Regions from separate parts of the Homo sapiens genome. Here regions 1 and 3 are each linked to region 2. A link is a loop called in an ENCODE intact Hi-C map of the cell type or tissue named here. Cell type or tissue: K562. All regions are shown on one strand. Region 1 overlaps PARD3B (par-3 family cell polarity regulator beta). Region 2 overlaps PARD3B (par-3 family cell polarity regulator beta). Region 3 overlaps PARD3B (par-3 family cell polarity regulator beta).

Region 1 (5,000 bases), 65 kb before region 2:
TGCTTCACATTCCTTCTGCCAGACTTAAGCTCGGTATTCACACAGGGCTCTTAGTTGATGGATCTGCACCATTAATCCCATATCTAAGTGCCTAAAGTGGGTGAAAATGGGGATTCCAGTCTCACACATGCAATGCAAAAATGGCCCTTCTCCTCCTAACCATGACATCTGGCTCCTCAAAGAGGAGAAAGCCCCTCCTACAAATTCCAGGGCCGCTCCATTTCCTGCTACTGAATTAAACATCTCCCAGAATAACTGACAACTCACACATCCAATAACATTCCTTTGTGAATACAAAGGAATACACATACATTTATTTTAATATTAATGTTATTCATATTAAATACAAAAGGGAAACATCTACTTCTCCTAAGGGCCCTGGCTATCACTGGCCTAAATCTGAAACTCCATGAAATCATTTTGCCAAATTTTCCCTTGTGTGTTACCCCATTTTAAGTGCATTCCACCTTCAATATGAAACTCCAGCAATTTCAGTGATAAAGTGGTAGCATTTCCACATCCAAACTACACGTAAAAACTATTTTGATTAGTCTCAACTGACTATTGAGAAGATTGAAAAATCTTGACTATTACAGACAGCAATTTACTAGTATTTGTCCAATAATGTAAGTTGAGACCTTTTAAAGAGAAATGTATATTTTATTAATTCTTTTGCTAATTTGACCATGAAATTACTGTGAAAATTTTATCATATATTAAATATATATATAATTTTGATTTAGATGTTTTATAGATGCAGGGAAGGCAAAACTCCACCTCTATTCTCTTAGTATTTGGCTGGATCTGAGAATTAGATAGATATAAAACAGATGAACAGGAGAAATGCATATTTTTTTTTCTTTTTAGAGAGGCGACAAGGAAGGTCCATACAGAGGAGGGGACGGGTACTGACATACAACTTCAATACAAGTTTTATATGCACAGGAGCCCTCATAAGGAAACGAAGACCCAAAGAAGGGGTTAGAGTCAGTTACTTATATACTGAATTGGACAAATAATAGTAAGCTGTGAAAATGCAACTATGTTATGTGGAGAGGCTTAAAAGAGTTATTTTACAATGTCTATACTAAATTCTCTTGGTTACAACTTCTGATCCTAAGGATAAGGATGTTGTGTCTTGCAAGTATATGGAGGGCATCTTTCACATGGGAATTTCATCTTCTGCTTTTAAGAAACGGAACGAAGGTCAGAGTCATCTTTTTGCACCTGGTGTTTTTCAAGTGCCCTTTAACTTCAATAGTCAATATGGCAGGTTGGTATATTTTTAACTCCTTCACAGGTAATAAAATGCATGAAGATTTCCTCCACACAGGCTGAACTGTTTCCTCTTAATTCTCAACTAAATACATTAAATTTAATATCAAATGTTGTCTTTTTTTTCTAACTTTCCTTAAACTGACTTCTCTCCTCCCCCCTTCCTCTCCCGACTCCCCCCACAGCCACCATGCTTACATTTTTGGATGCATTGTTTATTAAAGCCTCGGTTGGAACCTTCATAAATGTCAGTTGTTATAAGTTGGTTAGGACCACAATGCAGAGTTAACAACTATATTTACTCAAGGCTTAATAACACCAATTTTTTTGAGAATGAAACTACCAAATAAAGAAACTCCTACATAATGTCTGCAAATTATCAGGCCCAATTACCAGTTGGACAACCCAAACTGCATTGGCTATACCAACAGTTCACAGAATCAATGCTTCAGGTCACCGAGCTAAGAAAACAGCAGTAACAACCTCCTGAAAAATACTCAATCAGGTAGAAAGCACTAAATCAGGTAGAAAATGGAGGCAATCATCCAGATAATCCGAGAAAACCAAGACAAAAAGCACTCCAATTATTTGTATACTTTAGCTGAAGTATTTTTAGTTGTTCTAGATTTAGGTAATTATATTCGTTCTCCTTTCAGATATATGCAATTTGAAATATTCCCCTCAAGTAAAATCAGACAAAAAAGACAAGCTCTACAGAGTATACTACAAATTCATAAAATAGATTACTTTTTATCAGATACAATGACTAATTCTTTTTTACATCTATACCAATTTAAGCGTGAGTACATGCAGTCTATTTAATACTGAACTTTTATCCATTATCTAGGGGCAATGTTACAGTTCCTTACTCATTTCAAAAATTTAATTAGAACACTTGTTTTGTGTCACCATATACCTAATTAAAATCTTTTAGCTTGAGCTGAAAGATTGTGAGTGTTAGAGTGAGTTGGTACTGGTGTGAAACATGAGTCAGCACTTTCACGATGCTGCAAAGCAATATGGACAACATATTGTTATGTGGATTAGTGGGGCAAGAAAGAGAGCTATCAGAATCAGTGTGAACTGGTGGCTGCAGCATGTGGCCAAGCCCCTGTACTTGTGTGCTTAACTTGGGGAGGATCTGGGGAGACTTTGCAGCTGTGCTCTGAGCTGGTCTAGGCCACACCCATGCCTGATCCACAGAACTTGGTCGTCTGTGAGTTGGAGAAAACAGGGTGAGTAGCTCCTTGAAGCAGCTGACAGCAATCTTACAAGAAATTCCTCATCAATAATAAGCACTAAATTGTGCAAATGATTTATCTTTTCAAGATATAATTACAGTGGTTTCAAGGTTCTCTACCTAATAATGTCACTCCTTCCTGGCCTACTTGTGTCCTAATGTGACCATTTAAAATGTGATTTTCAAAACAATTCAAACCTTGCAGAAGGAAGGAAATATAAAAATAAAAAATAAAAGTCTCCCTTTCACTGACAGGCTCAACTTACCAGAAGTTGTCTTTTTGTAGCACTTCTATTTTTGACTTTTTTGGTGGTTACATAACTCCAAGATTTATATACATATATATGTGTGTGTGTACATACACACACACAATGTCTTGATTTTTTTGAACTTTAAATAGCATTGATAGACTCCCTGCTAAAAAAGATGAAGAATTTTTCTCAAAATTCCCTTCCTCTCTCCTCTAACCAATCTGCACTACTCACTCCCCAACTCCCTTCCAGTTTTCCTCAAATGCCACCCTGTTTAACATTAGACTCCTCGTTCTTGTCATCAGACACCCTACTCTCCTGACCATGTTTTAGTGTTCTCCCAAAACTTTTTATCAGTTTCTAACATACTATATAAAAATCTCATTTATTATGGTTACTGTCTTCTCACACTAGTGTATAAACTAAATGAGAATAGAAAGTTTTAATCTTTTTGTTGTTTACTGCTACATTCCCAGCACCTACAAAAGTGCCTGGTAGATAGTTAAGTGTCCAATAAATATTTGCTTAATGCATGAATTTTAGATTGTCATTTTAATTTTTTTATAGCCACATATGCTTGGCCCACCAACTTAAGGCAGATGTATATTGCCCCACTGGGAAAGAGGGAATTAACTCCTTACACCTTCTATTTTATGAAATTATTCTAAGGGTTTTTCTTGCTATTGCTATTGTAATAGTTTAATCTCACTGTTGTAAAGTATTCCATTGTATGCATACACCACAGTTTATTATTTTACCAAAGATGGACATTTAGGTTGTTTCCAATTTGAGATTGATATGAATAGGGATGCTGTTCTATTTTTTTTTCAGTGAATATACACGCTCGTTTCTGTTGAGAATTACCTAGGTTACCTAGGACTGAAATGGCAGAGTCATAGGACATGTACAGTTTCAATTTCAGTGGATACTCAAACAGTTTTCCAACAATGTATGAGGTTTAGTTACTTCACAGGCTCACCAAGAGCTGGTATTCTTTCATTTTAGTAATTTCTGATGAATTTATAGTGGCCTTGTATTAACCAACTTTTCCTTTTGAATTAATTTATAACTTGCAAAGATAGTATAAAAAGAATCGAGTTTCCCCTATGTTAACATCTTATGTAACTATGGTATGTATGTCAAAACTAATTTAACATTTATACATTACTATTAACAAGGCTACAGATTTCCTTTGGATTTCACCAGCTTTTCCACGAATGACCTTTTCTGTTCCAGGATCCAGTTTAGGATACCATACTGTATTTAGTCATCAAGTCTTCTCAGTCTCTTCTGGTCTGGAACAGTTTTTCAATCTTTCCTTGTTGTTCATGACCTTGACTTTGTGAAGAGGACTTGTCAGGTATTTTGTAAAATGTTCCTCAATTTGGGCTTGTTTGATGTTCTTCTCATGATTAGCCTGGGGGTATGGATTTGGAGGAAGAATACCATTGAGGTGAAATGCCCTGCTCATCACATCATTTTCAGACTACATGGTATCAGCTGAATTATGCCTGGAGATAATAATCTTGATCACTTGGTTCAAACAGTGCTTGCCAGGTTTCTCTACTGTGGATTCACTCATTTTCTTTTTCAGTATCCTATTCTTTGGAAGTAAGTCATCAAGTTCATCCCATACTCAAGGTGAAAGTACTATCTATATATATTATTTGGAATTCTACTAGAAAGATTTGTCAACTCCTACCCTTACCTCTAAGCACTACTAGTTTTATTTACTCAAACAATCACTTATATCAGTATGGGCTCATGCAAATTTACTTTATATGTTGGGTTATAAACAAATACTACATTGTTTATTTTGTTGCTGAAATTTGCAATGTGGTTTTAATGTGCTTTTCTGTCACGATTGATGAAGTTGAACACCTTTATATAAATCTACTGGCCATTTTATGAAGTGCCTGTTAGGGTTCTTTCCTATTTTTCTATTGAGCAGGATGCTTTCCTCTTATGACTTTTAGGAGTTATTTATGTATCCTGTACACTATCCTTTGTCAGACAGATGTGTTAAAATTTCTTCATAGAATCTATGGCTTTTCTTTTCAGTCTTTTAATGAACAGAAGTTCTTTATTGCACATAACCCAATTTATCAAAATTTTTCCCATGGCTATCACTTTTTGTGTTCTGTTTTAGAAACAAGCCTAACACCAAAGTTATGAAGATAGTCTTATACATTGTCTCTCATTGTTTTTTGCTTGTTTTGTTATTAATTTACCTT
Region 2 (5,000 bases):
AAAACAATCAAAACAGTGGTTGCTGTTGGGAGGTTTGAGGGTCAGGGATTGACTGGGAAAAGGTGATTTTCGGAAGTGGTTGCAGTGTTTCATATCTTGATAGGAGTTTACATGACACAGATACATACATTGTCAAAACTCATCAAAAGTTCTTGAGATTTGTGCATTTCATCATATGTAAATTTTACTTTATAAAGATCTTTAAATAATATGAAACTCTTGCTAATGATATGCATGCTAAAGTACTTAGGAGGGAAGTGTATGGATGTCTGCAATTACTTGGAAATGCATAAAAAAATAAGACGCCTTGAAAGATGGTTACAGAAACAGAGAAATAGATACTTAATAAAGCAAATAAAGTTCAATGTTATTTGCCAAATCTAGGTGTTAAGTAGATGGGTCTTCACTGCATACTTATTTCAACTTTTCTATATATTTAAAATTTTTCATAAAATGTGGAAAAAAGTCAGGGTGGGGTGAAGATGTATTGAGTGTTAGTTTTAAATGAAGACTGGGTATAATGGGACCAAGGATGGTGATTCACAAGGATCACAGAGCCAGAAAAAAAAAAAATCACCAGAAACACAGACGAACTATCAAGTACTTGGGACTAGATAGAACATGGGCAATGGCTAAACATTACTCAGACTGGGACAAATAACCACATCAACTGGAAACAGAAAAATCACCAAATCCCTCAAAAAGAACAAACTGCACATCGAGTATCTTAAAACTATTATTTTTCTATAACCTTTGCAAATTTTACACCTCAGCAAAAAGCAAGTAAAAAAAGCATTTTCTTTTTTTTTTTTTTTTTTGAGACGGAGTCTCGCTCTGTCGCCCAGGCTGGAGTGCAGTGGCGGGATCTCGGCTCACTGCAAGCTCCGCCTCCCGGGTTCACGCCATTCTCCTGCCTCAGCCTCCCAAGTAGCTGGGACTACAGGCGCCCGCCACTACGCCCGGTTAATTTTTTGTATTTTTAGTAGAGACGGGGTTTCACCGTTTTAGCCGGGATGGTCTCGATCTCCTGACCTCGTGATCCGCCCGCCTCGGCCTCCCAAAGTGCTGGGATTACAGGCGTGAGCCACTGCGCCCGGCCAAAAAAAGCATTTTCAATGTGAAGTTTCAAAGCAAGTCTAGCAAAGAAATTTCTCCCTTAGGAAAGAACACTATCAAGCATTATAATGTGGAAAAAACAAGTTGCCTGTTTGTAATGTTTAAAATCCAACAGCTTTCATCTTACATTAAGAATGTCCTCAAAGGAGAAATTTGAAGGTATATATTTTACATTTTCTTCTGCAAATTTAAGTAAGCATTTATCTCTTCTTGGTTTAACTTCATTCCATAAAAACTGTCTCCTCATGTCAGAATGCCCATCAAAACTTAATAAGAATATATCAGGCTACAAAGTACTCTAAAGCTTTTCTTAATTTTGTAAACTTTAATTACTATAACCAATAATGCAAGCTTTTGTGAACTAATCTAAGAAAAAACCTGTCACTATTCCAAACTGCAAATTCTAATATTTAATCAGATTAAAATAAAAATACAATCACTTTTACTATTACTATTGTCAGTTTACAATTAAAGAAAAATAATACTTTGTATTAATCAGTAGCCAGAAATAATTTATAACAATAACCCCAATAGCCTTTCAGATCCTAAAACAATTAGTTTTTATTTGAACAACAAATGAAATGCTCTGAATAAAAGGAAAATACTTGTCGTTGGCTACACTGTCAGTTAAAACTCTTCTGATCCAAATTAGAAATAAAAATTATAAAACATTAGTATTCTATTCCTAAATTACAAAGAAATGGAACTCCCAAATTTACATCTCAGTCCAGATCTCTATTTCAAATTTTAGACTCATTCTCAAGATGTCCCAAACGAAACTCCTGATAGCATTCACCAAACCTGCAACTCCCATAGAATTCCCCAGCTCAGCAAATCAACTCATACCTCTAGTTGCCCAGGATAAAAAAATTGGTCCTATTGTTAGTTCTGGTCCTCTCACTCCTCACATGAAATAAATCAATCCATCCTGAATACCCAAAATAGAAGCCACTATTCTGTTTTCCCTCAATTACATCTAACGTTTCTTCACTGGCTCCTAGCTTCTACCCTGCACAACCTCCCAGTGCCACAAGACCTTGTCATTCCTCAGCTACAGATCCTTCCATAGCTGCTTCTACTAGAGAATGAAAGCCAAATTTCTTAGAATAGCCTACAAGGCCCTATCTGATCCACCCACCCACCAACTCCTCATTAGCTCCCAGGCTTTGACTATGGTCTTCTTAGAATCTTCCCTGATGATTATTTTAAATTGTCCTCCTCTGGCTCTAACTTCCCTCTCTACTCCATATTTCTTTATATCACTTATGACCCTATGCAACATGCTATATATTTACACTACATATTTACATATTTCCTTGTTTTTAAGGTGGGCTGCCTTCACTAAAATGTTAAAACCAAGAGAACAGGGATTTTTATCCATTTCATTCATTGTTCTATGCATCCACTGTATCTAGAAAAATACTTTAAAGTTTACTGGTACTCAATAAACACATGTCAGACAAATGAAGAATCTGAAATTTAATTCATATTGTAAAAGCTCAAGAGTGGCTTAGTATCATAAGTCCTACTCATATTTAAAAAGGATTATTTATGTAAATGGTCAAAATTTACAGATAATTAAGAGTATGTGGCATTCTTGCTCATTAAGGGAACTCCATGAACAAATGGATAAATTAGTTCTAATTACAGTTTCCCTACAGTGAATCTTTTTTATCATAAAAAAAAACTACATCTTTAGACAATGAAAATATTTTCTCATTTATTTTCCTTATAAAATACACTCTTCTGGATTATTTATCACTTAAAATGTAATTGCACTCATGTAAAAAATGTAAATTTTAATAAATCTCTATAGAATTTAAAATTCAATATGCTACCATATAAATTGGACTGTTCTTATATTACTTTATCCATTCTTGAGTTAACCAAGACAATTTTAAAACATTAAACAATTTCAGAGAATCTACTATTTTGTTAATACAACACAAAATGCTATACATGATTGGGAATTTAATAGGTAATTAAATCTAAAATTGACCTATAAAGTTCAAAACAACCATGTATCTATTAGATATTTTTAACAAAAGTGGCCCAGTCAGTGAAATAATGTTTTCTGTTTCACAAACAAAATATTCTTACTGCTGAAGGTGTTTGGTTTTGCATGAATAATGAAAAGTACATAGATAATACCACCTGACCCTAATTTTTTATCTTGGAAAATAAACAGCCAACCGTCTTTCCTGTCAACAGTTATTCTAACAGTTCTTTTCAATGGCTATTTGTGCTAACATGCACAGTTATCACGCTGTATTTCAAAACATCCCACTCTCCCTTGACTGAAGCCATCTATATAATATGACTGGGGCAGCTACTGGACTGGGAATCAACTGTACAGACTTATCAAGGACACTCATGGGCCTTCGACTCAACCTTCCAGCAGTCAAATTCACAGCCACAAACCGTAAATGAATTTTTAATTATTCCATATTTGATTTTTACAATGCTTTGAGACAAGCAATTACGAAAGACACTTTATTTGTCTGATGTCATTAATATGCATCAGTGACAATGAAACCACAGAAAAACCTAGTGAACAGGGTGCCTCGAGTATTAATTAGCCAAAGACTTGACAAAAATCTCTCAAGATGGAGTTTTGTGGAAGCCCTAAATATTGTTAGCATCGTTTCAGATATGTGACTCAGAACTTGTGATTTCTGAGAAAGTTAAGCTCACTAAAATATCTTTATGTTTACTTGTAGGTTTTTTCCATGGTGAAAGTAGTTTTAATATACTTAACAACTAAATTTTAGAGGTATTTTGTCACATATAACTCTGAAAATGTTATATATTTTAGTATATATACATAAAACTAAATTTATATGGCAAAATAATGACTATTCAAATATCTTTAATTCAAAAATCTCCTTAAACGATGCATAACAAATTTCAGCATTAGAATTATTACCAAAGGAATAATGAAAATTAATCATAAATTTAAAATGAAATACAGCTTCATTTTGGGAGAAGGCTTCTCTAGGGAGGGGACTTTTCTAAAATTAAAATTAAATTTTATTAATTAGATAGTTTATTAAGTATAGCGCAGGCCCTTTGACAAGAAGAAAGTGCTATAATTTAACATGGAGGAAAAAAATGGCTCAGAGAAGGGAGGTAAAAAGCTGTATGTTCACACATGAATAGCTAACAATGTTCTCTCTTTCCATTAAGGAAATGTTTTCCAGATGTGACAAGTGTTTCCCCAGACCATCCTCTTAGAGGTACAGTAAGGGTGCAGATTAACAGCGGAACAATTTTCTCTGTCCTCCTCCCCGCCGATCCACCAGGAAGTCCTAAATAGGTGAGGAAAGTGGGGTGCGAAGGTGGGAATCTCTCTGGTTAAGCATCTGGCTCGCGTTCTGAGGATTAAAACCCAGCCCAATGACTCCCTTCACAGACCTCCTTGGCTGTGGGCAGGGCCACGAGCATCTGGGCAGCTGGGGATCTGGAGCTTGGAGGCTTCTCTACCTGAGCACATGTGGTCCCCTGCTCCAGGCACCACCGCGTGGGCCACTCCACAGTCCTGCTGGAAATTCATTCCCTGCCCCACTGTCTGCCCTCAAACCTCCCTTTATTTCTTTTCTTTCCCTCTCTCTGTACAGCTGCTCCTAACCTCTTCACCACCAGGACATGTTTCCTACTCTTCAGGCTGGATTGAGGGCTGGGGTCCACAGGAGGTTTCTTACTGGTTTTCGAACAATTCCTACATGATACATCACTCACCTGTTTTTCACAGGAAACAGCTCCTCTACTCCCTTCATTGGAGATTGCTTTCATTTCTGCCCTTCCAGTCACACATCCCAATTTCCATCAGCAGATTTACTTATTTTCTTCCCTCCTTCCATTCTTTCTCTCTTTCCCCCTCACTG
Region 3 (5,000 bases), 110 kb before region 2:
AAAGCTGGAGGCATCATACCCTGATTTTAAACTGTATTACAAAAGTACATAGCCACAGTAATAAAACAGTATGGTATTGGCATAAAAACAAGACACATTGACCAATGGAACAGAACAGAGAGCACAAAAATAAACCTGTGCATATATGGTCAACTAATCTTTGACAAGAGTGCCAAGAATGCAAAATGGGGAAAGGATAGTCTCTTCAATAAATGATGCTGTGTGAACCAAATATACACATGCAATATAATGAAATTAGGCCCTTATCTTACCTCATATACAAAAATTAACTCAAAAAAGACTAACGACTTAAATGTAACATCTGAAAATGTAAAATTCCTAGGAAAAAGCACAGTGAAAAAGCTCCTTTACATTGATCTTGGCAATGATATTTGGATATGACACTAAAAGCACAGGCAACAAAAGCAAAGGCAAACAAGCAGGACTACACCAAACTAAAAAGCTTCTGCACAGCAAAGGAAAAAAAAATCCACAAAATGAAAAGGCAACCTATGAATTGGGAAAAATTATTTGCAAACTGTATATTTGATGAGGGATTAGTCTCCAAAAATATTATAAATTCAAGCAGCTCAATATCAAAAAACAAATAACCAGATTTAATAATGGGCAAAGGACATGAATAGACATTTTTTTCAAAGAATACATACAAATGGCCAACAGATATATAAAAAGGTGCACAACATCACTAATCATCAGAGAAATGCAAATCAAAACCACAATGAGATATCACCTCATACCTGTTAGGATGGCTATTATCAGAAAGATGAGATAGCAGCTGGCTATTGGAAAGGCTGTGGAGAAAAGGGAAGCCTTGTGCACGATGGGAATGGAAATTGGTGCAGTCATTATAGAGAACAGTATGGAGGTTCCTTAAAAAATTAAAAATGTGTAAATTAATAAGTACCCTATGGTCCAGCCATATATCCAAAGGAATTGCACCTTTGGTCATATATCCAAAGGAATTTAAATCAATATCTCAAAGAGGTATCTACACCCTCATGTTCATTACAGCGTTACTTCAATAACTAAGATAGGTGTAAATAACACCTACAATAACAACCTCGGTGTCCACTGATGAATTAATAAAGAAAATGTGGTGTGTCTAAACAAGAGAATATCGTTCAGCCATAAGAAGAAGAACATTTTGCAATTTGCAACATCATGGATAAACTTGGAGGACATTATGCTAAGCGAAATAAGCCAGACACCAAAAGACAAAGAGTATCTCATCTCAATCATATGCAGAATCTAAAACAGTTTAAATCATAGAAGCAGACAGTAGAATCATGGGTGCCATGGATGAAGGGTTGGAGGAAGTGTTGAGAAGTTGGTCAAAGGGTATAAACCTTCAGTTACAAGATGGATAAATTCTGGGGATCTCATGTACAGCATTAAATATAGTTAATAATACTGTGTTGTTTACCTGAAATTTGATGACAGAAGATTTTTAAGTGCCCTCACCATATAGACACATGCACAAATGGTAACTAAGGATGATGATGAATGTGTTGATTTGATTGTGGTAATAAGTACACAATGCATGCACAGATCAAATCATCACCCTGTACATGTATAATTTATACAATTTTTATTTGTAAATTAAATATTTTAAAATAAAATAGAAAAAAGACTGTCTATATCAGGCTTGACTCTGTCTCATCTGGCTCTTCTCTGCCCACCCACTACACTGCAGCCACCCTGGCCTCCTTGGCTCTCTATCTTTCCAAATTCACCCAGACTGCCCTAGTGCCTTTGTACTAGCTGGTCCCTCTGCGTAGAATGTTCTCCCACCTTTCCCTCTACTCTCAGAATAGCCCTGTCATAGTTACTTGCTCTCTATTCCTTTATCCTGTTTCATTTTCTTCATTGCATTGTTACCATCAGAGAGACTCTTGTGCATTTGTTTACATGTATAACTTCTAAGAGCCAGAAGGGAAGTTTCATGAGAACAGAGATCCTATCTATCTTTTCCCAGTTGTATGCTCAGACCCTAGCGTACCGCGGGCTGTATAAATGTTTGTTAAGTTCAAAAAGGAACAGAGGTAGTTGTGACAGGCGTAGGTTAAGCAAGCATGCAGAAATGCAAGTGGGTCTCAACCAGGACACACAGAATTAATGGACAAATCAGAAATACAGGTTGCTGACTCAACTTATTAGGTCAGGTACAAGGCATCTGTGTGTTGAGGGGTCAGAGCATCGTGTTCGGTGGTTGGGGCAAAACATGGAATAGGAGTCAGCCTTGGATGTCAGAACCGGGCTGGTATTAAACCCAGAGAGACGTGTGGTTATTTATGTATCTGCTCAGCAGGAACCCAGACCACCGATACAGCTCCACGTATACAGAAAAACAGATAACATGACATCTCCTTGCTGATTCTCAAGTGAGAGCATAGTTAAACCAAGATAGAGAATCTGGAATTCAGACTGCCCAAGAGAACACTGTGGCACAAATTCTGTCAACAATCCCAGAGTAACACTTCAGAAAGAAAACAACACAAAATTCATTTGTCTAATTGGGACTCACTGTGAGAGACAATTCCTCCAAGATAATAAAACTTAGCCATGATGTTAGTGGTGAGCCATTCAGCACAACCAAAGGGCACTGTGCATGTGTCACACGGTCAGATCTGTAGGAGAAAGGCTGACACTTTTGGCAATGACAGCAGTCCAAACGAAAAACACAGCCACAGCAAGCCCATCTAACGGTTGCTGTGAATCACCCTGATTATGAGTCACAAGCATGCAATCACTGGCATACAGAAACTCCTGACTAATAGCCGTGAGCAGTTTGCCTTTGCTATCTAAGTGCCGCAGACTGAACACACTCTTGCCCGACCTAAAATCGGCATTAATACCTGAATCACAGCCTGGGGAAGCTCAATATTCCACTGCTGGAAAGAAGATAAACAGCAACAATACAAAGATGCAGCCCTTTTTAGTGCCGCTAGTTAAACTGAATGCATTTAATCTTTCTTCTGCATCTAAAATGTCGGTCATCTTCTCTTGGTGGCATGAATGATATGTAAACACTCCTGCAAAAAGCCAGTTTCTTGAAGGCTTTTCCACATACCAAACGGCAAACAGAATAAAAACCATGGTTACACTGAGTATTATAGAACACAAATCATTACAGTGCCAGAGGGCATGCTGTTTATGGTTCCACAACCAGAGAAAACCACATGATCATTAGTTATAGTGCTTACCTATAGGCTTGAAATATACAACTTATTTCTTTTGTTTAAGATATGCATAATCTGCTCTGGAAACAAATGATGTGCTTCATTAATTATTATGGTATGAAGGTATTATAGATCTATGAGGAAATTACCCACATCAATTGGCTTCTTCTAACCTTGGTCTAGCATGACAAGGAATTAAATAATAGTGTCCTACCAAAAAAAGTTGATCAACATATCTGGACAAATGTCCACATAACCACTACCTACATCACTACAACTAGTAAATCCTATCATTTGGGAATAAAAAATTTAAATAGGTATGAGGCACAATCTGGAGGAAGAATAAACTCTTGCAGAAAATAACAGTGAGGCCTGTAATCCCAGCACTTTGGGAGGCTGGGGCATGTGGATCACCTGAGGTGTGGAGTTCGAGACCAGCTTGCCCAACATGGCAAAACCCCATCTCTACTAAAAATACAAAAATTAGCCGGGTGTGGTGGGGGTGCACCTGTAATCCCAACTACTTGGGAGGCTGAGGCAGGAGAATCACTTGTACCCAGGAGGCAGAGGTTGCAGAGAGCCAAGAACGCGCCACTGCACTCCAGCCTGGGCGACAGAAGTGAGGCTCCATCTCAAAAAAAAAAAAAAAAAAAAAAGAAAGAAAGAAAATGATGGTGAGGCATACATGATCATAGCTAATGCATATCAAGAGCTCACCCTGCACTGGGCATTATTCTTAGTGTATTACATGTTTGTTTATATTCACAGAAATCCTAAAGCTTAGGGATGACTATTACCACCATAGCAGCAGTGAAGAAAAGGGAGACCAAGAGTTAAGGGATTTTCTCCTCACCACACACCTAGTATATGGTAGAAACAGGATTCAAACTCAAACAATTTCTTTCAAAAATCTGCACTCCTATCCCCCAAACAGCAAATCAAGTAGATGCTACCAGAGTCAAGATCTGGAGCTGCCGAAGTAAATACACATCTGTTTTTTTAAGGAAAGGCAGTGTAGTCTTAACTCAGCACCTGAATGATTGAGTTCATCCATGCATCCTTTAAAAGAGAAAAGCCTAAAACTCTTAATTATATATAATTCAAGTTGCAGAAGAAATATGACTGCATAGAATCCCCTTTCAGCAAATATTTCCTGGCTGCAGTATTGAATTGGGAGTCCAGCTACAGCCGGAGCTCTGTAATTAGGGTCCTTGGGAACTGCGAACAAGGTCAGACTCATGGTATTCCCAGTTTAAAAAAACAGGGGGATTTGGCGGGGGGTGGGGGGGTACTGCTGCTAAAAATAAAAATAAATACATACATTTAAAAAAGTAGCTTCTTTACCAAAAAAAAAAAAAAAAAAAAAGGTGTGGGCATGAAGAAAGATGCAAACCCAGAGACCAGAGTTACCAGAGGCAACTCCTCAGCCTTCTCTTTCTTCAATTTCCTTTGCTGGAAGGCCAAAGGTGGGGACCTGTCTAAGCAGCATTGCTGCCACGTACAATTATTATTTTAATCGACATTGTGCTGTGTTAATGAGTGCCAACCATGTGCCAGATGGTGTTGAAAACAAAGCCTTCTCTGCAATCCTGCCCAGTGGGATCACCACCTCTCCTCTCTGTGAAAGCGATCACAAATGTGGTAATGAGCTAACTCCGATGCAACCGAACTTCTAATCCCCCCGACACTCTCTGATTGGGCACTGCACCAAGATTTGGCATAGAAAAGGCACCTGGAGTGCTGTCGGATGATCTCTTCAGGGATAATGGACCAGGGAACTGAGCCTGTAATGATTTCATA

The links. Hi-C counts contacts between places; a loop is a spot of excess contacts. Peaks named below come from ENCODE experiments on the same cell type or tissue, not always from the same donor. Only the 100,000 strongest peaks of a DNase experiment are listed, where the experiment ranks them.
Region 1: a loop joins it to region 2, with 2.1 times the contacts of the local background. A loop is called at or near these places in 1 of 110 quality-filtered maps.
Region 3: a loop joins it to region 2, with 2.4 times the contacts of the local background. A loop is called at or near these places in 1 of 110 quality-filtered maps.

What each region holds. Positions count from the first base shown.
Region 1 is chr2:204,979,856-204,984,855 of GRCh38, reverse strand. The region is part of intron 3 of PARD3B (par-3 family cell polarity regulator beta); the gene reads right to left. Among named protein-coding and RNA genes, the nearest start is that of PARD3B, 440 kb to the right of the region's middle. In K562, no CTCF peak of the experiment used is centred here; a DNase peak (open chromatin) is centred at 2,365.
Region 2 is chr2:204,914,448-204,919,447 of GRCh38, reverse strand. The region is part of intron 2 of PARD3B (par-3 family cell polarity regulator beta); the gene reads right to left. Among named protein-coding and RNA genes, the nearest start is that of PARD3B, 370 kb to the right of the region's middle. In K562, no CTCF peak of the experiment used is centred here; a DNase peak (open chromatin) is centred at 2,217; H3K4me3 peaks cover 235 bases.
Region 3 is chr2:205,023,019-205,028,018 of GRCh38, reverse strand. The region is part of intron 3 of PARD3B (par-3 family cell polarity regulator beta); the gene reads right to left. Among named protein-coding and RNA genes, the nearest start is that of PARD3B, 480 kb to the right of the region's middle. In K562, no CTCF peak of the experiment used is centred here; a DNase peak (open chromatin) is centred at 2,778.